3 separate regions of the Homo sapiens genome follow, and all the other regions are linked to region 3. A link is a loop called in an ENCODE intact Hi-C map of the cell type or tissue named here. Cell type or tissue: endothelial cell of umbilical vein. All regions are shown on one strand.

The links. A loop is a pair of places that touch in the nucleus more often than their neighbours do. Peaks named below come from ENCODE experiments on the same cell type or tissue, not always from the same donor. Only the 100,000 strongest peaks of a DNase experiment are listed, where the experiment ranks them.
Region 1: it touches region 3 in a loop (11-fold over the local background); 42 of 110 quality-filtered maps call a loop at or near these places.
Region 2: it touches region 3 in a loop (5-fold over the local background); 10 of 110 quality-filtered maps call a loop at or near these places.

What each region holds. Positions count from the first base shown.
Region 1 is chr1:99,480,221-99,482,720 of GRCh38, forward strand. LINC01708 (long intergenic non-protein coding RNA 1708) reads right to left here. Exons shown (of 3, transcript NR_125951.2): 2 at 1-17. Among named protein-coding and RNA genes, the nearest start is that of LINC01708, 6.3 kb to the right of the region's middle. In endothelial cell of umbilical vein, a CTCF peak has its summit at 1,365 (motif pointing left); a DNase peak (open chromatin) is centred at 1,331.
Region 2 is chr1:98,990,360-98,992,859 of GRCh38, forward strand. The region is part of intron 1 of PLPPR5 (phospholipid phosphatase related 5); the gene reads right to left. Among named protein-coding and RNA genes, the nearest start is that of PLPPR5-AS1, 13 kb to the right of the region's middle. In endothelial cell of umbilical vein, CTCF peaks have their summits at 981 (motif pointing right) and 1,182; a DNase peak (open chromatin) is centred at 1,442.
Region 3 is chr1:99,706,368-99,708,867 of GRCh38, forward strand. It overlaps FRRS1 (ferric chelate reductase 1), which reads right to left. Exons shown (of 17, transcript NM_001361041.2): 17 at 1-2,500. Among named protein-coding and RNA genes, the nearest start is that of FRRS1, 59 kb to the right of the region's middle. In endothelial cell of umbilical vein, a CTCF peak has its summit at 1,395 (motif pointing left); a DNase peak (open chromatin) is centred at 1,324.

The sequences.
Region 1 (2,500 bases), 230 kb before region 3:
ATCCTGGTCTTACTTATCTAGACACAAATTTGGGCTAAGTCAGCAAGATGGCAAATATCTCATAAACTATCAGTAATTAATTGGTATAGGTATCTGAATTATTCTGAGAAGCTGTACTGAGAAGGACACTGAGGCTACATTTAGTGAGACTGGAGAAAATATTGTGGTCTATTAGCAATATCTTTCCATGAGCTCAATAAATTAGAGTATGACAAATATGCTCAGTTATTTGCATTACCTGGGGGAAAACTCGGAGGTGACGTGGAGAGGTGTAATTCCAGATTAGGAAAGCAGGCAAGGGCCAAGACATAGAAACATGGAAAAGTATGACTTGTTCCCCAAAAGGCAAGTGGTCCAGGTGAATGGAATGCAGGATGGGTAGAGATATGAGAAAAGGGCCAGCGAGGATGTGTGGGCCCAGACTATGGATGACCTTGAATGCCCGGCATCAAGTTTAGATGATTTGTCTGTGAAATTCTCATGTGGTTACCAATCTTTGGTGATTCCCAATCTGAATCAAAGTCACATTCTTTCTGCTATTGGTTTTTCTATAATAAAAAGCTCTCTTTCTCCTCTAAACTTCCTTCTAACCAAGGCATCTGTTCACACATAAATTATCTCATTATCGTTAAAGTTAACATTCTTAAAATTCAACTCTAAATTGGATGGGCTCTATATTTACAGAGAACTAAATTTCAGAATAACCAATAAAACAAGGTGAGTTATGTAATTAGATTGCTGACATAAAGTCCTACCCAAGCTGTTTATGAGAACTATGTTAAGATAGATACATATAGCTCAGCATGTGTTTTTCTTACTCAAAGTAAAGATGAATATATATTTAGTGCACAAAGGATAGAATAATAAAACTATACTAAAAAATCCTGTTCTTTCCAAATGTTTAATTTCTAGTTTCTATGACATAAATGCCTAAATATTCCCTGAATGATTATGCAAAAATAAAATAAAATCTCTTTTTTCCCCCACCAACGTATCTATGTATATGTGTGTGTACATGTGTGTATGTGTGTGTAGGCTAAAGATAAGACAGTAGAAACTAGCTATGAAATTACCAGTGAACAATTTACTGCAACATCTAACATAGCATTCTTATAACTAAAATTACTTAATGTACTAAAGAGTTAAGTTATATAATGCCTACAATTTATATAGTGGAGGTCTCTTCATCTTTTAAAAGGTATACACTGTATGAAGAGGATAATAGTACTTATAGATTTCAAATTGAAAGGCAAATGAAAAAAGAGACTCATGGAAAAAATAATGGCTCAAATGTATTCTGTCAAAGAATAGTCTCAGGATAGAGAATGCAGTCCAAAGAACTGAATATTTGTCTATCTCTGCCCCCTTGTGGTGGTATGTGCCTCTCAGGTAAGATAAGCAAATTTTTGCAGAAGGAAATCAAACACTTCAGGTTTGAAAACAGACATAAGAAAGAGTAAAAATAGAAGTAAATTATTACATTTAACACAGAACAGAATAATTTTACTTCCATCAGTATGTGTATACTTAATAAAATATCTGTGGTTAAATTTTAGGAGCTACTGGACCAGAATAGTTATAAATGTGAAATGCTAAATTAGCCTGAGACAGAAACAAACAGCAAAATTATGGTTAATTTTTATTTTAGATCTTCAAAGTGTTGTAGTGGTAATTATATAGAGATATGTTTTACCCAGAAACTGTGTAGGATTATATGACATATGTTATTCAACCACAATGATGAATGTGTATTGAAGACCTTCTATATGATGGGCACTTGATTAGATCTCAGGGAAAAAAAAGTCAGTACAGTCCTTGACCTCATGGATTCTATGCTTTATGAGGAAAAGAAGACAAGCTACAGATAATCACAATAAAAAATTACAATCTCAAGGTAATGTGTGAAGGAAGAGAATATGGTTCTCTTATATATATTTATTATTCTATTAATAATATTAAATATTAATATATTTATTTATTAGAGCTAATAAAAGAAATAGATCTAGTGTGGGAGGCTAAAATGAAGGAAAGAGTGAGAGAGGCTGTGAATATATGGGAATTGTCTGTAGTTTCTGCTCAATTATGCTGTGAACCTAAAGCTGCTCTAAAAAATAAAGTCTATTTTTAATCAAGGAAGAAAAGCAAGAGGGAAAAAGAGGCACAGCGTGCTGGGATAGGCAGGAGGAGGGGTGCACTAGAAGGTATACAAACAAAGCTCTGGGCAAAACAGTGGCAGAGCACATTCCAGGGCCTTACAGTCAGTGCCTGGAGCCCAGAGAGGGAGAAAGGTGTCCCAGGAGCATGGAAAGGTGTTCAGAAGCCAAAGCTTGCACAACCATCTAGGTCATATAATGAATTTAGGTCTTTAGGAGTAATAGGGAACTACTGAAAGCTTTCAAAGAGTCGGGCAATATAGTCTGTATTTTAGAAATATATTTTAAATATTTTTAAATAAAATCTTAAATGAGGATAAGAGAACACCAAATAATATACGACTTTA
Region 2 (2,500 bases), 720 kb before region 3:
AGGCTCATCCCAAAATAAAACAAAACAAAACAAAAAACAAAAAAAGAAAAAGCACATACCATACTATATAAATGCTTAAGTAGTGAAAATTTAAAGTTATGAATATATGTGCTATGTACTATTAAAGATATAGGAATGTGAAATAGTAATTACAGAGGCAAAATGTGACTATGTTAAAGATTTTTAAAACAAAATGATGAGTGTGTGAAATATTCTCCATTTGAAGTAAGTGAGATTTATTTTGGACTGTCTTATACAGCTTTGATTAAACAAAAAATGAAATGAATATACATGAAGAAAATATTAGAAATCAGTGATGATTAGGAAATAAAGTAAAACTAAAGACTTGAGTTTTGGAAAAATAATTTGGACTTTATAACCTAGGCCTCTATGGATGGGCAGTACGCCTAAATATATTTTCTCATAAAAATTTTCTTTCATTCAAGTGCCCAGGAAATTATTAACAGTCTTAAAGAAACAAGAGTGTCTAAACTAATTTTAATTTCTATTAATTTTATTTTTTTAAATACACAAATATTAGCGTTATTTATATCTACCATTTTAAAGGCATTATGGTAGTCAGGATGTGGTGAGCAAGAAGCAAAAATACGCAAGACAAATATGCTAGTCTATAGGAATTTATAATCTTTTGACAGCCAAAATATGTGTGTATGTAATTAACTATAATGCACAACCATGTAGTATACTACATCATATATACTACATACAATTGGAAGCATTTTAATAATCATCTGATTCCAAGACAGTAAACCCAATTAGATGAAGTTTCCTGGAGTGTTCTCTTAAGGTTTAGAAGCCCAGCTTAGTCTCAGCAGGAGAGAAAATGCCATGATCTCTCAGCAACATTTACTGTGTTCATGAAGCAGGACAGTGTCACCATACTGTGTTTTGCCTATTTGAAAAAAAAAAAAGATGAATCTACTCTAAGGATGAAACAAATTGACCACAAGGTGTCGTTACACCCGCCCCAAGTCTAATGCATTGAGAAAAAAAAATAGCATGCAAAATAGGTACACTTTCTACTCCATTTTCTACTCCATTTGCAAAATAAGTACACTTTCTACTCCATTTGCAAGGTACACTCAAAATACATCATTCAGTAGTGGTGACAACAGTTAAGAACATAAGACATCTTGTGTACAGTCAGATATGGGCAGCCAGAATAGTAGAAAGGGCTCATGTCCATGTTATATGAAGTTAAAGATTCTCAGTTCAAGAAAAGAACAGTCAGAGAACTGAAAAGTAACTTCAAACACTATGAAACCACCTAAGTTGTTCCAAATAACTTCAAAAGGTTGAGTTGAGGTCAGTGAGGAGATTCAGAAAGACAGACTTTATTTCACTGGAAGGCGGAGCATCCCAATAGTCAGACTTGATTTTTACATAGAAACAGCTGCCTGGGGAAGCAATGAGTCAGTATCCTGTCCCAGTTGGAGTTCAAACCTTTGCTAACCAGATAGCTAATGATACAGAGGCCCAAAAAAAAGGACTAGACTTTCTCAAGGGCTTATAGCTAGTAAGCAGCAGAGCAAGGAGGAACACGTACTTGCCTGCCTGTCAGGCCAGTGAGTCACTGTTCATTTCATTTGTCTTGCTTTCTCTCCAGCAATCCATCCCATACCCACAGGTACCCTTTTATCTTATGCAGAATATATAAGATAAGGGAAAAATACAGGAGTTTATAGAAAAGATGGATTACTGTTGAGTAGAAGCATTAAGGAAAGAGTTATGAAAGAGATAGTATTGGAGCTGTCTAAATTAAAGGATGGAAAGTGTTTAAATAAATCCAAATTAAGAACACAGAAAACAACATCAAGTACAGTAGCTCATAGAACTACTTTCTCAAGTCACTGGTGCTTCCCAGGAAATGGTACCAGGACTGAACCAGTCCTGCTATTATGTTTGCTATTATTTTGAGAGTACTCCTAAGAACAGATTGTGTCCCTTCAAAAATAAATATGAGTTCAAAATATAAATATATAAATGTCTATGCTTTTCTCTTAAATTTATACCACTGAATATCTCTTCTGCCTCTAAGCAGTTGCCAAACTAATGACTATGTCTCAGGTGCAATAGATATTCTATATGTTACTTATACTGTTATATTATGCTATGTGAAAATCACACTGTAAGAATTCAAAATCTGTGCATCAAAAATGGGTAGATTTTGGTTATATCCACTTGTAGCAAGTTTCAAATGTAGTGTTACTTTTTGTCTGAAAAGATTTGATGTTAGAAACAAAAAAGCATCATATCAAGCCAAATGACATGGGTGTTAAATGCTCTTTTTCCCTGTCTTTTGCTACCTCTTCACTATCACAGTATTTAACTATAAATACAATATTCAGTAAAATCTTTTGGGACAACAGTATAGTCACTCAGAAAAAAACTCTCATAGTAGTCACATACTCTTCATCTATCTTCCAATTAATACTGCCATAAAGAAAGATTCATTGCAGATGGCCTTAACATCTGTAGG
Region 3 (2,500 bases):
CACTGCACTCCAGCCTGGGCAACAGAGTAAGACCCTGTCTCAAAAAAAAAAAAAAAAGATTAAATGCAAAGGCTTATTCGGGGAACTCTGTATGTAAGTTGGCAAAGACCAAAATAGTGCCAACATATGAAGCACTGAAAAAGAAAAAGTTAAAATATCTTAGCCTCAACACTCGAAATATAGCAAGCCCACATATTTGAAGACCAAACACATCAAGACTCATCTTTCCCTTAAAAGAATTTTCAGCTGGGCACAGTGGCTCGTGCCTGTAATCCCAGCACTTTGGGAGGCTGAGGCGGGTGGATTACTTTAGACCAGGAGTTTGGGACCAGCCTGGCCAAAATGTGAAACCCCCGTCTCTACTAAAAATATAAAAATTAGCCGAGACTGGTGGTGCACACCTGTAGTCCCAGCTATTCAGGAGACTGAGACAAGACTCGCTTGAACCCAGGAGGTGGAGGCTGCAGTGAGCCAACATTGCACCACTGCACTCCAGCCTAGACAACAGAGTGAGACTTTGTCACAAAAAAAAAAAAGAGAGAATTTTTCTTTGTCAGATGTAGAATATAACTTAAGAGAAATTTATTAACATTTAAGCTCCTTAGTATAGAAAACTGGAGGAAAATAACTTTAGTACACACTTAATTTGCTATACTAAATTTTTTTAATAAAGACCTTCAAAAGGAAAATTTAGATTATAAGTAGCATGGCACATATAGAATATGAACACAGAAAGTTCATATCTAAGCCCTAAGCCACTTATGATAAACACCTATAAAAGGAACAAAAACTAAACTTCCACATTATTTTACCCAGTAAAAGATGTAGGCTATTAGTAGAAAGTTGGTTAAGTAAATTCAAAAAATAAAAATATAAAAAAGAAATAATGAGAAAATTTTTGAAAAATATTAATAAAATAAAGATGTAGGCTACATAGCTGAGGCTATTATTCACACCATATAGAAATTAGGTTCTCGGGCCAAGCAGAAACTATAACATAATCAGAAAGAATACCTAAAGAAATAAAGTATGACTTCCTAAATTTTTTATTTTAAAAATGCCCAGTTTATTTATTTGCTTTGCCTAAGATAGCTGCATTCATTATTACAGGGTCAGGGGACTTGTAAAAACAAATATCAATTATTATAAATAATCACAGAAAACAAATAAACTGGAAAATAAACAGCGGTTACTAATTTAAGGTTTTAACCCTTACCCCAACCACCCAAAAAAAGTAGCCATTTTTAAAATAAAGATTAAGAGTTGGTGGAATTTAAGGGAAATGCCATCCGGTAATGTTACCTAAATACTAGAAAGGAATCAGCACAAGGAAACAGGAACAAAGCAGTGCAGTACTTCGGTATTACAGCGCCACCCACTGGCTAGAAGTCCTCATAGCACATATGAGATGTAGCCATAAAATAGATGAATTCTTGAAATAAGGAATATAACACTGACTATTCTGATTCAGTAGAACATAAAAAATGTCTAACAAAACAGAACCAGACACATTATATTATTTCTACAAGTAAACAGAATATCTATTAGATATGTTCACAAGGGTTTTATCAATTTTGAAATCCAAGTGTATAATCCCCAAATGCTGTAAGGACTTAAATTTTATAGCCAAAACAATTAACACATAAAATGCTATTTCATCTCTGTAGCTGAATACATAAATAGTATCTTTAAGTAAAAGATGCATACTTGCATTTCATTGCTAAGCAATTCATAATATATTTAAATGCTGGTAAAACCTACAATGGCATCTGCTTCACTTCTACCTTTACTAGAGAAGTAACAAAATACACTGAGCAAAGGATATGTCCAAAAAACTAAACTGAAAAACAGTTTCTAAATAAAGTCCACAGACCATTCAGATAAACTAGTAAAAATAGTTTTTCTTTAAAGTACCACAGCACCTTTGTAGTTCAAAATATATTTACCATAGGCTGGGCGTGGTGGCTCACGCCTGTAATCCCAGCACTTTGGGAAGCTGAGGCAGGCAGATCACAAGGTCAGGAGATCGAGACCATCCTGTGAATGGTGAAACCCTGTCTCTACTAAAAATATAAAAAAAATTAGCCCGGCATGGTGGCGGGCACCTGTAGTCCCAGCTACTCAGGAGGCTGAGGCAGGAGAATGGTGTGAACCCAGGAGGCAGAGCTTGCAGTGAGCCGAGATTGCACCACTGCACTCCAGCCTGGGCGACAGAGCAAGACTCTGTCTCAAAAAAAAAAAAAAAAAAAAAAAAAAAAATATATATATATATATATATATATATATATATATATATCGTAATATATCTCTTTATTATCCTAGTGACATCTGTTGTGATTTTCCAAATCACTATTTATTTTCTTAAATACCAACATTCTTAAAATCTTGGCATGAAATATTTGAGAGTTACTTCTCCTGAAGTACAATCTTTCCTTTAAGACCCAGAATTACATATAGGGCATGACATTAATTTATAGTCTATATGACCCTCTTGAATGTT